Regions from separate parts of the Homo sapiens genome. Here regions 1, 2, 4 and 5 are each linked to region 3. A link is a contact called in ENCODE Hi-C or POLR2A ChIA-PET data. All regions are on one chromosome and are shown on one strand. Each heading gives the region's core, a stretch centred on a gene start or an enhancer-like site at or near the end of the contact. The rest is flanking DNA. Distances are from core to core; before and after follow the strand shown. Region 1 holds the start of MRI1 (methylthioribose-1-phosphate isomerase 1). Region 2 holds the start of YJU2B (YJU2 splicing factor homolog B). Region 3 holds the start of DCAF15 (DDB1 and CUL4 associated factor 15). Region 4 holds the start of ZSWIM4 (zinc finger SWIM-type containing 4). Region 5 holds the start of SAMD1 (sterile alpha motif domain containing 1).

Region 1 (2,700 bases), core at 96-2,595, 190 kb after region 3:
AGCCCTCCTGCTCAAAGCCTCTCATTGCTGTGGGGCCTGGACCCTTCGGCCAGGGCCACCGAAGTGTCACTCCGTTCATTCATGCAAAGACATGTTTACCAAGCAGTTCCGGTATGACCCAGCAGTAAACAAGACAAAAATCTCTGCTCCTGTGGAGTTGACACTGGGGTGAGTGAGCCAGCTGATGAAGAGATAATAAAATGAAGGAAAAGCCGGCAGAATCAGGCAACAGAGAGCAGCGGGTGAGCTGGATCATATAGAATGGTGGAGGAGGGCGCTATGGATACCTGGCCCGCACCAATGGCACGTGCAAAGGCTGTAAGGCAGGCTCGAGCTTGGTGGGGTAAAGTGACATTGCAGGGAGGGCTGGAGCAGAAAGGAAGTGGGGGGAAAAAGATGGCAGGAAGGGGACCAGGACAGGAAAAAAAGTTCCTCAAAAGCAGAAACCAAGAGAACACGGAGATACTAAAAAGGGCCTCCAAGGGCGGATAAGGGGCTGCGTGTATTCAGGGGAGGCACGATTAAGGAGTTAGGTTTCAGGGCCAGGCTGCCCAGGCTAGACTCTGGGCCCCATCTGTGGGGCCCTGGACAAGGGACTTAAGGTCGCCGTGCCTCAGTCTCCCCATCTGTGGGGCCCTGGACAAGGGACTTAAGGTCGCCGTGCCTCAGTTTCCCCATCTGTATAGTGGGTCACTGTACTTAAAAAGAGTCAATATAATTCCTGCTCAGCGCCGTGCCTGGTACCAGATCCCCGTACCTCTCCCGGACCGCCTCTTCCGTAGCGCCCTCCCGTTCGGCCTCCCGGGCTGCAACATCAGCCAGGTCGCGGGCGGCGCGGGCCATGTTGACAGCGGTGGGCCGGGCGGTGACGAGGAAGCTCAGCTTGTCGCGCACGAAGGCCACGAGCGCGGCGAGTCCCGGTCCCCCGGCGCCCGCCTGCAGCTCCACGGCGAGGCTGAGACAGCCCACCAGGGCTATGGCCGGGGCGCCCCGCACCTGCGGGGCAGGGATTTGGGCGTCGGAAGCTGCAGGCGCGGGCGCACTCCCACCTCCAACCCGGCCGCCCCGCCGCCCCGCCGCCCCGCCGCCCCGCCGCCCCGCCGCCCCGCCGCCCCGCCGCCCCGCCGCCCCGCCGCCCCGCTGCACCTTCATGGCGCGGATGGCCTCCCAGGCCTGGTGCACCGAGCCCACCGCCTCGTAGCGGCTCTGCTTGGGCAGCAGCAGCTGGTCTAGGATCTGCAGGGAGCCCCGCGAGTAGCGGATCGCCTCCAGGGTCATGGTGCAGCAGCCAAGCCCAGCGCAACTCAGAGGGAGCTAGGGGTCCGCGCGCACTTGGGAGCGGGGCGGGGCCGTGGGCGGAGCCTCCCCCGGAAAAAGAGACACGCACATGCGCATCCAACCCGATTCCACGGGTTCCCAGGAGGCGGATTCCACGGGTTCCCAGGAGGCGGATTCCACGGGTTCCCAGGAGGCGGATTCCACGGGTTCCCAGGAGGCGGATTCCACGGGTTCCCAGGAGGCGGATTCCACGGGTTCCCAGGACGCGGATTCCACGGGTTCCCAGGACGCGGATTCCACGTGGCCGAACCCACTCCACGACTCCTGCCAAGCCCGAACGGAGTGAGCCGCCTCCTCGGAACCACAAAAGTGGCAGCATTTATGGGACGCCTAGTGGATACCAGGCCCCGTGTTTAACAACCTGCTGTCTAGAGTTAGGGATGTATCCCCAGTGGCAAGGTAACATCAAGTGTTCAAACCAAAGAATTTGTTAAATGATCTTCCAAGGTTGAGGGGGAGGTAGTGGGGGGTCGTGTGCCCCTTGATGGATGCAAGGCTGTTTCTGGGCCATTTTCTGCTCGGTTTCATTCAAAAGTAACATGCAGGACAGGCGCTGTGGCTCACGCCTGGAATCCCAGCATTTTGGGAGGCCGAGTCGGGCAGATCACTTGAGGTCAGGAGTTCGAGACCAGCCTGGCCAACATGGTGAAACCCAGTCTCTACTAAAAATACAAAAAATTAGCTGGGCGTGGTGGCGCACACCCGTAGTCCCAGCTGCTCGGGAGGCTGAGGCAGAAGAATCACTTGAACCCAGGAGGCAGAGGTTGCAGTGAGCCGAGATCGCGCCACTGCACTCCAGCCTGGGTGACAGAGCAAGACTCGGTCTCAAAAACAAAACAAAAAAACCCCAAAAGTAACATGCACGGGGGGCTTTTCCATGGGCCACCCCTGGGCTGGGTATAATAAAAAGCTCACACCTGTGTGCTCCAGCCCCTGCTGCATCTGGCACACATCCTGGGTACCCCGTGTGCCTTGTCCCTGGCCTTGTGTGTGTGGTTCCTGGCCCCCTTTTCACCCTTCACACTTGGCCCATGCCTCCTCCTCCAGGAAGTCTGTCCTGATTCCTGGCCAACCGGGACCACCACCTTGAGACTCTTGTTACTCTGGAAGGGGACCATGTCTGTGGTCACAGCTATGACCCTATACCAGCATTTGCTGATGAGAGGCCTACCAAGCTTGGTCAAGGTGGGGGGGTGGGGGGGCAGCCCCAGGGTCCATCTAACAACCCAAGACAGGGAAGAAGAGACAGGTCTTTAATGTACGGAGTCTCACAAGGCACAAACACCCTCACCAGGACCAAATAAATAACTCCACGGTTGCAGGAAGGCGCGGTCTGGGGAGGATGCGGCATCTGAGCTCTCC
Region 2 (2,700 bases), core at 188-2,687, 200 kb after region 3:
TACTAGAAAATTTAAAACCATTCTTGGGGGCCGGACTCGGTGGCTCACGCCTGTAATCCCAGCACTTTGGGAGGCTGAGGCAGGTGGATCACTTGAGGTCAGGAGTTCAAGACCGGCCTGGCCAACATGGTGAAACCCTGTCTCTACTAAAAATACAAAAATTGGCCAGGCCTGGTGGCGTACGCCTGTAATCCCAGCTACTGGAGAGGCTGAGGCAGGAGAATCGCTTGAATCTGGGAGGCGGAGGTTGCAGTGAACCGAGATCACGCCACTGCACTCCATCCAAGGTGACAAGAGTGAGATTCTGTCTCCAACAAAAAGAAAGAAAGAAGCTGATGGAAGAGCTTCTGATGGAGTGGGAGTGGTGTAGTGAGGTGGTGAGGCAGTGGTGCAAAGTCCCGGATATAAACTGTTCTACCCTCACCTTAGTCTTGTATCCTCCAACTATAAAGTGTGTCCTTTAGATTGGATTATTCCAAGGTCCCTTCCAACCTAAAAATACTTTTGCCAACAAAATAGCTAAGTGCCCCTTGAGGCGTTAGGGGACACGGCTCCCTGGGCTTGAATCCCAGCTCCACTCCTCATCAGCTGGGTGACCTTGGTCAGTGACTGCGCTTCCCTGGGCTTGTATTTCGTCACCGGTAAAGGGCGAATGACGACGACAAGACTGACTTTCTGGGGATGCTGTGAATCAACTAACCCACGGGAAGAGCCTGCAAAGAGCAAATACTCCGTTTACAGGAGCTCGAGGGTGTGTGTGTGTCTTAAGATGGTTTTGTTACCCCAGTAAATGGCAGACGGGGCTATCGGGTGGGCGTGTAGATATCTCCGGTCCTTGGTGCAAAAGTAATTACCGACCCTGTTTGTCCTGGGCTTACGGCTTGGGCTCGGAGCTCCACCCTGCTGCTTCCTATCTGCTTGACTTGGGGCAAATTGTTTTCTCTCTCTAAGCCTCATTTTCCTTATGTGTAAAAATGGCTGGTTAAGGCATTCAGGGCAGCGCCTGACGCCGAGTTAAACGTTTGGCAGTTTAGTCATTTCTGCTGCTCACGGTTTTACAAGAATCATTTTTATAAAATCTGGTGAGATAGGGACTTATTGGTCCCATTTTCCCGATGCAAAAACCCAGGACCCTTCAGGCATAATATGGATCCGGGCTAGGATGGGACCGGGTCCCGGGCACTTGGGTCAGAGGTCTCAGCTGGGGCCTCAGGGACTTTGGTCCTGGCTGGGACCTGGGCCGGCTCCGGGCATCTAAATCGGGTCCTCAGCTCCGCGTCCCCCGACGCGGAAGGGCGCGCCGGGCAGCTCCGAGGCCAGGGTGAGGCGGCTGCCGGACCCCCGGCCCTCCCCGCTCCTCCGCCCGCCGGCACTTACCTGCCCTCCTCCCGACGTCACGCCCTGACCGTGCCCGGAAGTGCGCGCTGAGAGCGCGGTGAACCTGGGCGCCCTCTCCGCGCCCCCAGGACGCCGGCGTGAGGCGGGGCGAGGCAGCAGCTCCACGCTGATTGGCTGAAGGACGATACGCCAAGCGTTCTGCGACGCCGGAGTGGGCCAATCCAGGAATGCCCCGCCCAACCGCGCTTACGCCAAGAGGCTCCATCCTCTGTCCAGCCCACTACGTGAGGCCCAATCCGAGGCCCGCCTCCTGGCACCGCCCTCCCAGGCGTGCTGTCCTGCGCGCTGCAGCCGGTCAGCGAGGGTGTGGTGGCGGGCCCCTGTAGTCCCAGCTACTTGGGAGGCTGAGGCAAAAGAATTGCTTGAACCCGGGAGGCAGAGGTTGCAAAGAGCCGAGATCGCGCCACTGCACTCCAGCCTGGGCAACAACAGCAAGACTCCGTCTCAAGAAAAATTATTTGCACAGGCAAGGTCTTACTATGTTGCCCCGGCTAGTCTCGAACTCCAGGGCCCAAGCAATCCTCCTGCCTCCCAAAGTGCTGGGATTACAGGCGTGAACCACTGCTCTGTTTTTGCATTTTTAAATAGTTAGGTGGGGGAAAAACTATTTTACGACTTATGAAAATAAAACATTCAAATTTCAGCGTACGTAAATAAAATTTCATTGGAACACAGGGATATGCGCTTTTGTCTGCTGATTGCTTCAAAATAAGGGCACTTGGGGGAACAGCAAATGCAGGGAAGGAGAGGTTTTCTCTGAATTTCTCTTATCTGCCTAAAGACAGAAAGAGGAATGCTTTCCTACGATCTTATTAACTAGGGAAGAGTGAAACCATTCCCAATCATGTATCCTTCTGAGGGCTGCTCTGAGACAACTTTTATTACCTGCAAGACTTTTTTATTTGCTTAACAAGACAGACTTTCTCCATCATACAATTTCTCCCCTTACCCTCCCATAACTTGTGTTACCACCATCCTCCCAGAAGCCCCAAACCCCTATTCTTTTCTTTGATACTTTTTTTTTTTTGAGAGGGAGTCTTGCTCTGTGGTCCAGGCTGGAGTTCAATGGCGTGATCTCAGCTCACTGCGCTCTCCACCTCCCAGGTTCAAGTGATTCTCTTGCCTCAGCCTCCCGAGTAGCTGGGATTACAGGCACCTTCCACCACGCCCGGCTATTTTTTGTATTTTTAGTAGAGATGGGGTTTCACCATGTTGGCCAGACTGGTCTGGAAGTCCCAACCTCAGGTGATCTGCCTGCCTTGGCCTTCCAAAGTGCCTGGATTACAGGCATGAGCCACTGGG
Region 3 (2,700 bases), core at 187-2,686:
GAGTCCTGACCTGCACCCATCTGTTCCCAACCCACCAGCCTTCAAACAAGGGGGCTCCTCCTCCCCGGGGCAGCTCTGGCCTCTGCTGGGGGCCAGTCGAGGCAGATAGAAGGGTGAGCCTAACCAATGACCCAACGCCCCCTTCCCAATTAACTACCGCCTTCCAACGGAATCCAAGGGAATCCCTCATCCCCAAAACTTCACCGCGGAAGGATCTGCGGGGACTGACAGGCAGAAGCCAGGCACAGGGATATCCGAACAGCCTCAGTCTTGCTACCCAACTCTGCCTTCAAGACATTCCAATCTGATGGGAAGAGTCCTGTCTGGGAAGCTCCCTGTCTGATGGGAGACAGCCCTGTCCACATGGAGGTCTCAGTCTGACGGAGGAAACAGCCTGGCCAGCCAGGCCCAGGCCGACAGGGGAGACACAGTCCCTGCCCAAGGAGCTTCCAAGCTAAGGGCGGAACCACAGCCAAGCCCAGGGAGCTCCCAGGCTAAGGGCGGAGACTGTCCCAGCCCAGGGAGCTCCCAGTCAAAAGGGGGAGACACAGCACTGCCCTTACAAAGCTACCAGCCTCACGGAGAAGGCGCAGTCCCTGTCCACAGAGACACAGCCTTGCCCCAGTTACTGCCCACCTGCAAGAGATCCACATTTCTGCCCTCCAGAGCTCCCAAACTGATGGGGGAGAGAGACATCATCCCCCAGCTCTGGGAGTTTCCAGTCTGATGGAGGAGACAGAGCCTGCTTCGGTAACTCTCACTCTGCGGGGGAAGACTCAGCCCTATCCAGGGAGCTCCCACACTTTCAATGGGGAGGCCCACCCAGGTACTGGAACTCCCAGCTCATGTGTGGTCGGGGCTTGGGCAGGGAGAGGAACATCAGGCGGAGGAAGCCCAAAGCCAGCGGCAGGGGCTCTGCAAAGGGGGCGGGAAGGTTCCATTATGGAGCAACCATGGGAGCAGAGCTTTGAAAAGCCTGGATCGCCCCCTTCCTCCTGATTCTCCCTGCGGCCTCTGGGGTCGCCTCCCTCCGAGCCCCCTCCCTGGGGCCCCGCCCCCAACCCCCTCCATCCCAGCCCCTTTGCCGGTCACCCGACACAACCACCTGCATCCAGGCCCCCAACTGAGCCCCCTCCATCCAAGCCATCTCCCCCGGGCCCCGCCCAGGCCCTGCATCCGAGCCCCCTCCCCTGGGGCCCCGCCCCCAACCCCTCACCCCGCGAACGCCCTCCTCCCTCCGCCTCCCTCGTCCCTACTCCCCACCCTCCGGCGCGCTCCCCACTCCGGCTCCAGGCCTCACCTTGACCCGCTCCAGCTGCTTGAGGACGTGCTCCCGCCGCCGCCCTGCTGCCCGCTTCCCTCCGGCTCCCCCGGGGCCGCCGCCGCCGCTCCCAGCCCCGCTGTTCCGCTCCGATTTCGAGCTGGGCGCCATTTTCACCCCCTCCCTCCACTTCCGGAGCAACCGGCCCCTTCGCCCCACCCCTGCCGCCTCCTCATTGGTCCTTTTTCGGGACAGCGGCCCGCCGGTTGGGCGAAAGCCCGCACTCGCGCTATGCCTGTCCATCAAAGCCATCTCGACTCTTGATTGGTAGCGACAGTAACAGCCCCCGCGGCCCGTTGCCGTATTCCCGCCCCGCCTTAAGGACGTACCACTCGGAGGTCCCGTTTGTTCGCCCTGCCCAGATAACTTTGATCTGATAGGTGAATATCTCTGTCTGTCTCAACGGCGTCACGCCCCCTGTGGCTGGCGGGTTTCCATGGAGACCACAGGCGGTCCAGGCCCTTGGGCGGGGCGACGGGAGCCTGTGGTCCACCAAGGCTCGAGAATCCTCAGCCCCGGGCTGCCCGCGCCCGGTCCAGGTGGGCAAAGGCCTGACGAGCATACTTGGGCGGCAGAGCCAGGCCGAGGAAAGAGATTTACAAAAAAGGAAAAAACGATGGGATTCGATGAAAGCTTGTTTCCGATGGGCGGGTTGGTGGGATGATGGTGGTGATAATGATAGCATCAATCATGGATCGCTCCACATGTGACAGACACGGTTCTGAGCTTAAACAGTTCGATGTGGCAGGGCCCTGTTGTGCCAATTATGCAGATCATAGCAATAAAAATAATTGTTGAAGGTCCGCTCCGTGCATCATATTCGTATACATTACCTCATTTATTTTATTTTTTTAGACAGAGTCTCACTTTGTCACCCAGGCTGGAGTGCAGTGGCGTGATCACGGTTCACTGCAGCCTCGACCCCGGGCTCAGATGATCCTCTCACCTCAGCCTCTCATGTAGCTAGGACTACAGGCGTGCGCCACCACGCCTGCCTAATTTTTTGTATTTTTAGTAGAGACGAGGTTTCACTATGTTGGCCAGGCTGGTTGCGAACTCCTGACCTCAGGTGATCCGCCCGCCTAGGCCTCCCAAAGTGCTGGAATTACGGGCATAAGCCACCGCGCCCGGCCTAATTTTTTGTATTTTTTGTAGGGACGGAGTTTCACCAAGTTGTCCAGGCTGGTCTCCAACACCTGGGCTCAAGTGATCCTCCCACCTCTGCTTCCCAAAGTGTTGGGAGGACAGGTGTGAGCCCCCACCCCTGGCCAGCCCATTTAATCCTCTGAACAATCTAGAAGATAGTTTTTTTTTATTGTCTTCATTAAAAAAATTTTTTTTGTAGAGATGGGGTCTCACTATGTTGCCCAGGCTGCTCG
Region 4 (2,700 bases), core at 1-2,500, 160 kb after region 3:
ACAGAAGAGAGCTTCTAGGTGCACCTGTCCAGGGACCACCACCCAGGCTCCGCCCCTGCTGTTTTCCTATGGGAAGAGATAGGATAGGTCAGGGGGATGAGGTGGGGAGGAGGAGGGACCCTGGCATTTCAGTAATCCCTGCGGCAAGCCAGGAGAAGACGGGCAGCCCCGAAAGAGGAATCTGGAGGAGTAGAGAGGGGTCCCCAAGGAACAGGTGGAATCTGGAGGCTCGAGGGCAGGAATGAATGGGGAAAAAAGGGGTGTCTTGAGCTGGAATCTGGAGAGATGGGGGAGTTATTTACTTGGGGTGTACGGTAGGGATCTGGAGAGCAGGAATGGGGTAGTGTGAGTCTCTAGAGGCTACGATGGAGGGAGACAGGGTGTCCCCAAGCGGGGGGCCGAAGAGAGGATTGAAGACTGAATGGGGTGCCCTGATTGGCGAATAAAGATGCGGTAGGAAAAGAGGGGTACCGTTGGGGGATAAGGTGGGAAAAGAGGGGTACCGTTGGGGGATAAGGTGGGAAAAGAGGGGTACCGTTGGGGGATAAGGCGGGAAAAGAGGGGTGCCCAGGGTTGTAGGCGGGCCATGGGGGCCAGATCTCAGAGATCTGGGGTTGGTAGGAGAAGAAGGAAGTGTCCTGATTTGGGATCTGGGGCGCTGAGGGGCAGAGATGGCAGAGAAGGGATGGGGGTGGGTTACTGGGTTTGAAGGACAGAAACAGGAGGATGAGGGGGTGTTTCCAGGCAGGGTTAAGGGTCCTGGGGGTGGAATCTCAGGGGGTGTCTCTGATTGGGTTAGCTCTGGAGTCTGGGGATTGTGGGGGAGGAGAAGACAGGTGGGGAAGGTGCTGGGGGTGCGTCCCTGCCCCCGCCCCCTTCCCCCGCGGTCACCTGCTCGAAGGCCCAGCTCTCGGCTACCCGCTTGGCGCTGAGGTCCAGCAGCGCCTCGGGCCGGCCCCGGCCACGCGCGGCCCCGGCCCCGGCATCGCGCTCCTCGGGTCCCGCGGGGCAGCCCCGGCTCCGCTTGGCCGCGGGGGGTTCCATCCGGCCCGGCCGGGGCCAGGGCCGGGGCGGGGCCTCTTTGGGGGGCTCGGTCCGATGCCCGCTCCGCTTCGCCGGCTCCCGCGCCCCCTGCCCTCCTTCCCGTCCGTCCTCTGCGCTCGGCCGCCCCGGGACCCCTACCGCACCCACCCCCGACCCGCGCCGGGCCGGCAGGGTGATGCGGCCCCTTTAAGACTCTTCACAACAATGAAGCTGCTTCAGCCGCCGCTTTAGCTCCGCCGTCGTCCCGCCCCCACCGCCTGTCCCTATTGGCCCCCCCTCGGCCTCCTCGGCCCTCCCCCGCCATTGGCTGCGCCGCCAGACCCGTGTCCAAGCCTCGCTGCTCACTCGATGACTGCGATGCCAGTCTTTTCTTGTTTACCCAACCAGAGCGCACAGCGAGGGGCGCTGTCAATCACGGGGCGCCAGAGGCCAATCAGAGTGGGAGGACCCCCGCGGCCCAGGCCTTATGCGGAGTTTCGGGGCGGGCCCGGGGTTCATTCACAACATTCCTCCCCCGCCTCTCTTGGGCTGGACTGCGCGCCCCAGGCTTCTGGGGCTGCGCCCACACACGGCTTTGTTTACTGAGGGTCGCTTCCGGGCGCCGCGAGGGGACAATCAACATAGCCCGGCCGGTGAGCGAGACAGAGCAGCGGGATCCCTTGGCAGTGGCTCAGCCCCTCGTCCCTCCCAGCTGTGCGACCCGAGAAACTCACTCAACCTCTCTGGGCACCGGGTCAAGTTTTGGTTCTTGTGGGGGCGGAGGGGTCGCAGGCTCACTGAGGGAGCTCATGCGGGCCGCGGACCCCCTCTCCAGAAACAAAGCTCGGTTAGGGGGTTCATAGGTCATCCCTTGAGCCTCAAAACTAGTATAGTACCCCGCCCCTCCTTTCCATGCCCTAGATACTATCTTGGGTCATATGAAATTGCTAATTTTTTTTTACCATTTTTGGCCTGTTAAAATGGCAATTCCATGAGGTTCACCCTAACACTTAATCAAACCCCAGCACCTCTGAGCATTTTTTCTGACTCAGCTTGTGTAGGCCACCGTCTCTGGCCTGGAAGCTGGCCATGGCTTCCATCACCCGTTCCCGTCCCGGCTCCTTGCCAATGTCCTCAGAGGACCCTGCATTTTTCCTTCCTCATACTTCTCACCATTACCATTTATTTATCTGTTTCGGCGGTTTTTTTTTTTTTTTTTTTTTTTTTTTTTACGGAGTTTCACTCTTGTCGTCCAGGCTGGGGTGCAGTGGTGCGATCTCGGCTCACTGCAACCTGCGCCTCCCGGGGTCAAGTGATTCTCCTGCCTCAGCCTCCCGAATAGCTGAAATTATAGGCGCCCACCACCACGCCCGGCTAATTTTTGTATTTTTGGTAGAGACGGAGTTTTGCCATGTTGGCCAGGCTGGTCTTGAACTCCTGACCTCAAGTGATCCACCTTTGGTAGTTGCTTAATTTCAATCTCTCCCTCTCCACTGTGAGCCTCAGGAGGCAGGAGTTTGTCCCATCTGTGCTTTACTGTACCGGCAGCACCTGGAAGGTAGGCGCTTAACCTAGAACTTGTTGAATGTACCAACCAACACATGCTTTGCCTCCATTCAGTTAAATGATAGGCACAGCAGAAAAAAAAAAAAAACAGTGATTATCCACTCATCCATA
Region 5 (2,700 bases), core at 172-2,671, 140 kb before region 3:
TATTCTCCGCTAGATTTTAACGTCCAGCCTTCCCTCAGCTGAGTGGGGAGGGCATCCCTGCAAAAGGGAACAGAAGAGGCCAAGTCCCCCCAAGCCACGGCCCGGGGTTCAAGGCTAGAGCTGCTGGGGAGGGGCTGCCTGTTTTACTCACCCACCAGCTTCCGCCTCCCCCATCCTGGGCGCCCCTCCTCCAGCTTAGCTGTCAGCTGTCCATCACCTCTCCCCCACTTTCTCATTTGTGCTTTTTTCTCTCGTAATAGAAAAGTGGGGAGCCGCTGGGGAGCCACCCCATTCATCCCCGTATTTCCCCCTCTCATAACTTCTCCCCATCCCAGGAGGAGTTCTCAGGCCTGGGGTGGGGCCCCGGGTGGGTGCGGGGGCGATTCAACCTGTGTGCTGCGAAGGACGAGACTTCCTCTTGAACAGTGTGCTGTTGTAAACATATTTGAAAACTATTACCAATAAAGTTTTGTTTAAAAAAAAAGTGTCGCTGGTGTTCTCGACTTCGATCACCCACCCACACACCCCCAGGGGGTTGGAAAGGGAATTTCGGACCCCAGCGTGCAGGCCGATCAGGTCCTGGCTTGAAGTCCTTGTAACCAGGGTTTAGCTGAAATTCCGGCACTCCTTCGGCCCCGCAGGAGAAACGAGCGTCAAACTGCCCTTTGACCCCAGATTCGGGGTCCCCAAATCTGCGGCGCGCCCCCTCGGCGTCCAGCCCGGGACCGAGAGGGCGCTCTAGGGAGGCGCTGGGGCTGGCGCGCCAGGAGGCCGAGCGGCGGCGGGGGCGGCCCTGGCAGGGGGAGTAGAAGGGGGAGAGGGTGCGCGCCCCCCTTCCCGCATCCTCAGCGCCGGGCCAGGCGCGCCTGAGGGACGCGGGGGCGGCGGCAGCAGGAGGGTCCCCGCAGCACCCTGCGAGCGCGGCAGCCCCGGCCCGCGGGCGGCGAGTTCCCGGTAAGTGCGGTCCCGAGAGCGGAGCGCGCTGGAGAGGCGTGGAGAGGGGGGCTGGGCGCCGGGGACGTCTGGGTCCCGCGCCCAATGGCTGGAGGGCGGCCGAGCGCCGCCCGCCCGCCCTGCCCGCCCCCTCTCCACTCCCCCCGGCACTCCCCTCCCCCTCCCCCGCCCGCCGCTTTCCCCCGCCCCCGCCCCGGGCCAACTCCGCGGCGCCTCCTTAAAAAGCGCGCGGGAGTTGTAAGGGGGGGCCGGAGCGAGCCGGAGTGAGCGAGAGCGCAGGGTAAAGGGGGCGGGCGGGGGGCCCGGGCTCCACCTTAAAAGCGGGCGCGTGGGGGTGGGAGGGAGGAAGGCGGGCGGCGGGGAGGAGGGAGGGAGGGAAGGAAGGGGGGCCGGAGTGTCCCGGGCGCAGGGCGCGCGTGCGGCGGCGGCGGCGGCGGGGAGGGGCCGGCCGCGCCGCGCTCCCCTCCTCCCCCTCGCATCCCCGGCCCCGCGCGCGCCCAGCAGAAGCGGGTCTGTGTGTGCGTGCGTGCGAGTGAGTGAGTGTGTGCATATTTTTTTCTCTCTTTTCTTTCTCTCTCACTGTTTTTTCCTCTCTCTCTCTCTCCCTCTCTCTCTCTTTTTTTTTTTTTTTTTTTTGCAAAGAAACAGCAGCGCCGCCGCCGCTCCGCCGAGGCGCTGCGCCCCCCGGGGGGGGAGGCGGAGGAGGCGGGCAGCGGCGGAGGGAGGGGAGCCGGGGAGGGGGGCGCCGCGCTGGGAGGGAGGCAGCGCGCACGGTGCAGCCGGGCCGGGCGGGAGGCATGGCGGGGCCCCCGGCCCTACCCCCGCCGGAGACGGCGGCGGCCGCCACCACGGCGGCCGCCGCCTCGTCGTCCGCCGCTTCCCCGCACTACCAAGAGTGGATCCTGGACACCATCGACTCGCTGCGCTCGCGCAAGGCGCGGCCGGACCTGGAGCGCATCTGCCGGATGGTGCGGCGGCGGCACGGCCCGGAGCCGGAGCGCACGCGCGCCGAGCTCGAGAAACTGATCCAGCAGCGCGCCGTGCTCCGGGTCAGCTACAAGGGGAGCATCTCGTACCGCAACGCGGCGCGCGTCCAGCCGCCCCGGCGCGGAGCCACCCCGCCGGCCCCGCCGGCGCCGCCACAGCAGCAGCAGCCGCCGCCGCCGCAGCCACAGCCGCCGCCGGAGGGGGGCGCGGTGCGGGCCGGCGGCGCGGCGCGGCCCGTGAGCCTGCGGGAAGTCGTGCGCTACCTCGGGGGCAGCGGCGGCGCCGGCGGTCGCCTAACCCGCGGCCGCGTGCAGGGGCTGCTGGAGGAGGAGGCGGCGGCTCGAGGCCGTCTGGAGCGCACCCGTCTCGGAGCGCTTGCGCTGCCCCGCGGGGACAGGCCCGGACGGGCGCCGCCGGCCGCCAGCGCCCGCCCGTCTCGCAGCAAGGTGAGCGCGCCGGGGAGCGGGGGCGCCGCGCGGTGGGCAGGTGCGGGCGAAGTTGGTGGCGGGGGCGCGAGTCCCGGGAGGAACTGGGTGGCGGGTGGCTGGGGCTTTGCGCGCGTTTCCTGCGGGCTCGGTGCGTGGTGACCTTGGCAAGTGATTGAATCTCCCGGAGCCTCAGTTTCCTCCGCTGTAAACGCGGTTTAATAACAGTAGCGACCCCTTGGGGTTGTTGAGCGAGTTTAGTAAGATTTGGTTGTCGAGGGCTTTAGTTAACACAGAGCCTGGCACGGAGTGAATGCGTAAAAGTTAGTCCGTA

What was found. A loop is a pair of places that touch in the nucleus more often than their neighbours do. ChIA-PET counts read pairs that join two places held with the same protein, here RNA polymerase II (POLR2A). Pooled maps may share reads with other maps.
Region 1: a loop to region 3 is called in a pooled map, with 4 times the contacts of the local background. The contact joins the promoter of MRI1 here to the promoter of DCAF15 in region 3. A Hi-C loop is called at or near these places in 2 of 37 single-sample maps with no recorded cell type and 8 of 50 pooled maps. POLR2A ChIA-PET finds 5 or more read pairs at or near these places in 1 of 52 experiments (IMR-90).
Region 2: a loop to region 3 is called in a pooled map, with 21 times the contacts of the local background. The contact joins the promoter of YJU2B here to the promoter of DCAF15 in region 3. A Hi-C loop is called at or near these places in 3 of 37 single-sample maps with no recorded cell type and 12 of 50 pooled maps. POLR2A ChIA-PET finds 5 or more read pairs at or near these places in 1 of 52 experiments (IMR-90).
Region 4: a loop to region 3 is called in a map of sigmoid colon, with 3 times the contacts of the local background. The contact joins the promoter of ZSWIM4 here to the promoter of DCAF15 in region 3. A Hi-C loop is called at or near these places in 1 of 168 maps with a recorded cell type or tissue (sigmoid colon), 1 of 37 single-sample maps with no recorded cell type and 12 of 50 pooled maps. POLR2A ChIA-PET finds 5 or more read pairs at or near these places in 4 of 52 experiments (H1, PC-9, T-cell and 1 more).
Region 5: a loop to region 3 is called in a map of CD8-positive, alpha-beta T cell, with 17 times the contacts of the local background. The contact joins the promoter of SAMD1 here to the promoter of DCAF15 in region 3. A Hi-C loop is called at or near these places in 5 of 168 maps with a recorded cell type or tissue (CD4-positive, alpha-beta T cell, CD4-positive, alpha-beta memory T cell, CD8-positive, alpha-beta T cell and 1 more), 5 of 37 single-sample maps with no recorded cell type and 15 of 50 pooled maps. POLR2A ChIA-PET finds 5 or more read pairs at or near these places in 7 of 52 experiments (CD4-positive, alpha-beta memory T cell, CD8-positive, alpha-beta T cell, MCF 10A and 4 more).

The regions. Positions count from the first base shown.
Region 1 is chr19:13,763,167-13,765,866 of GRCh38, reverse strand. MRI1 (methylthioribose-1-phosphate isomerase 1) reads right to left here and starts at 1,345. Exons shown (of 6, transcript NM_001031727.4): 1 at 1,147-1,345; 2 at 758-996. The coding sequence starts at 1,278. YJU2B (YJU2 splicing factor homolog B) reads right to left here. Exons shown (of 10, transcript NM_030818.4): 10 at 2,578-2,700. RefSeq lists enhancers at 1-148, 2,618-2,700 and a silencer at 926-975.
Region 2 is chr19:13,746,632-13,749,331 of GRCh38, reverse strand. YJU2B (YJU2 splicing factor homolog B) reads right to left here and starts at 1,437. Exons shown (of 10, transcript NM_030818.4): 1 at 1,378-1,437. RefSeq lists a silencer at 1,147-1,456.
Region 3 is chr19:13,951,245-13,953,944 of GRCh38, reverse strand. DCAF15 (DDB1 and CUL4 associated factor 15) reads right to left here and starts at 1,436. Exons shown (of 13, transcript NM_138353.4): 1 at 1,301-1,436. The coding sequence starts at 1,432. It also overlaps a transcript of PODNL1 not described here. RefSeq lists a silencer at 1,214-1,353 and an enhancer at 2,014-2,063.
Region 4 is chr19:13,793,993-13,796,692 of GRCh38, reverse strand. ZSWIM4 (zinc finger SWIM-type containing 4) reads right to left here and starts at 1,250. Exons shown (of 14, transcript NM_001367834.3): 1 at 892-1,250. The coding sequence starts at 1,044. RefSeq lists an enhancer at 587-656 and silencers at 897-1,106, 1,127-1,616.
Region 5 is chr19:14,089,472-14,092,171 of GRCh38, reverse strand. It overlaps SAMD1 (sterile alpha motif domain containing 1), which reads left to right and starts at 1,421. Exons shown (of 5, transcript NM_138352.3): 1 at 1,421-2,387. The coding sequence starts at 1,752. It overlaps PRKACA (protein kinase cAMP-activated catalytic subunit alpha), which reads left to right. Exons shown (of 10, transcript NM_002730.4): 10 at 1-484. RefSeq lists silencers at 686-1,015, 1,066-1,115, 1,256-1,475, 1,806-2,065, 2,366-2,415.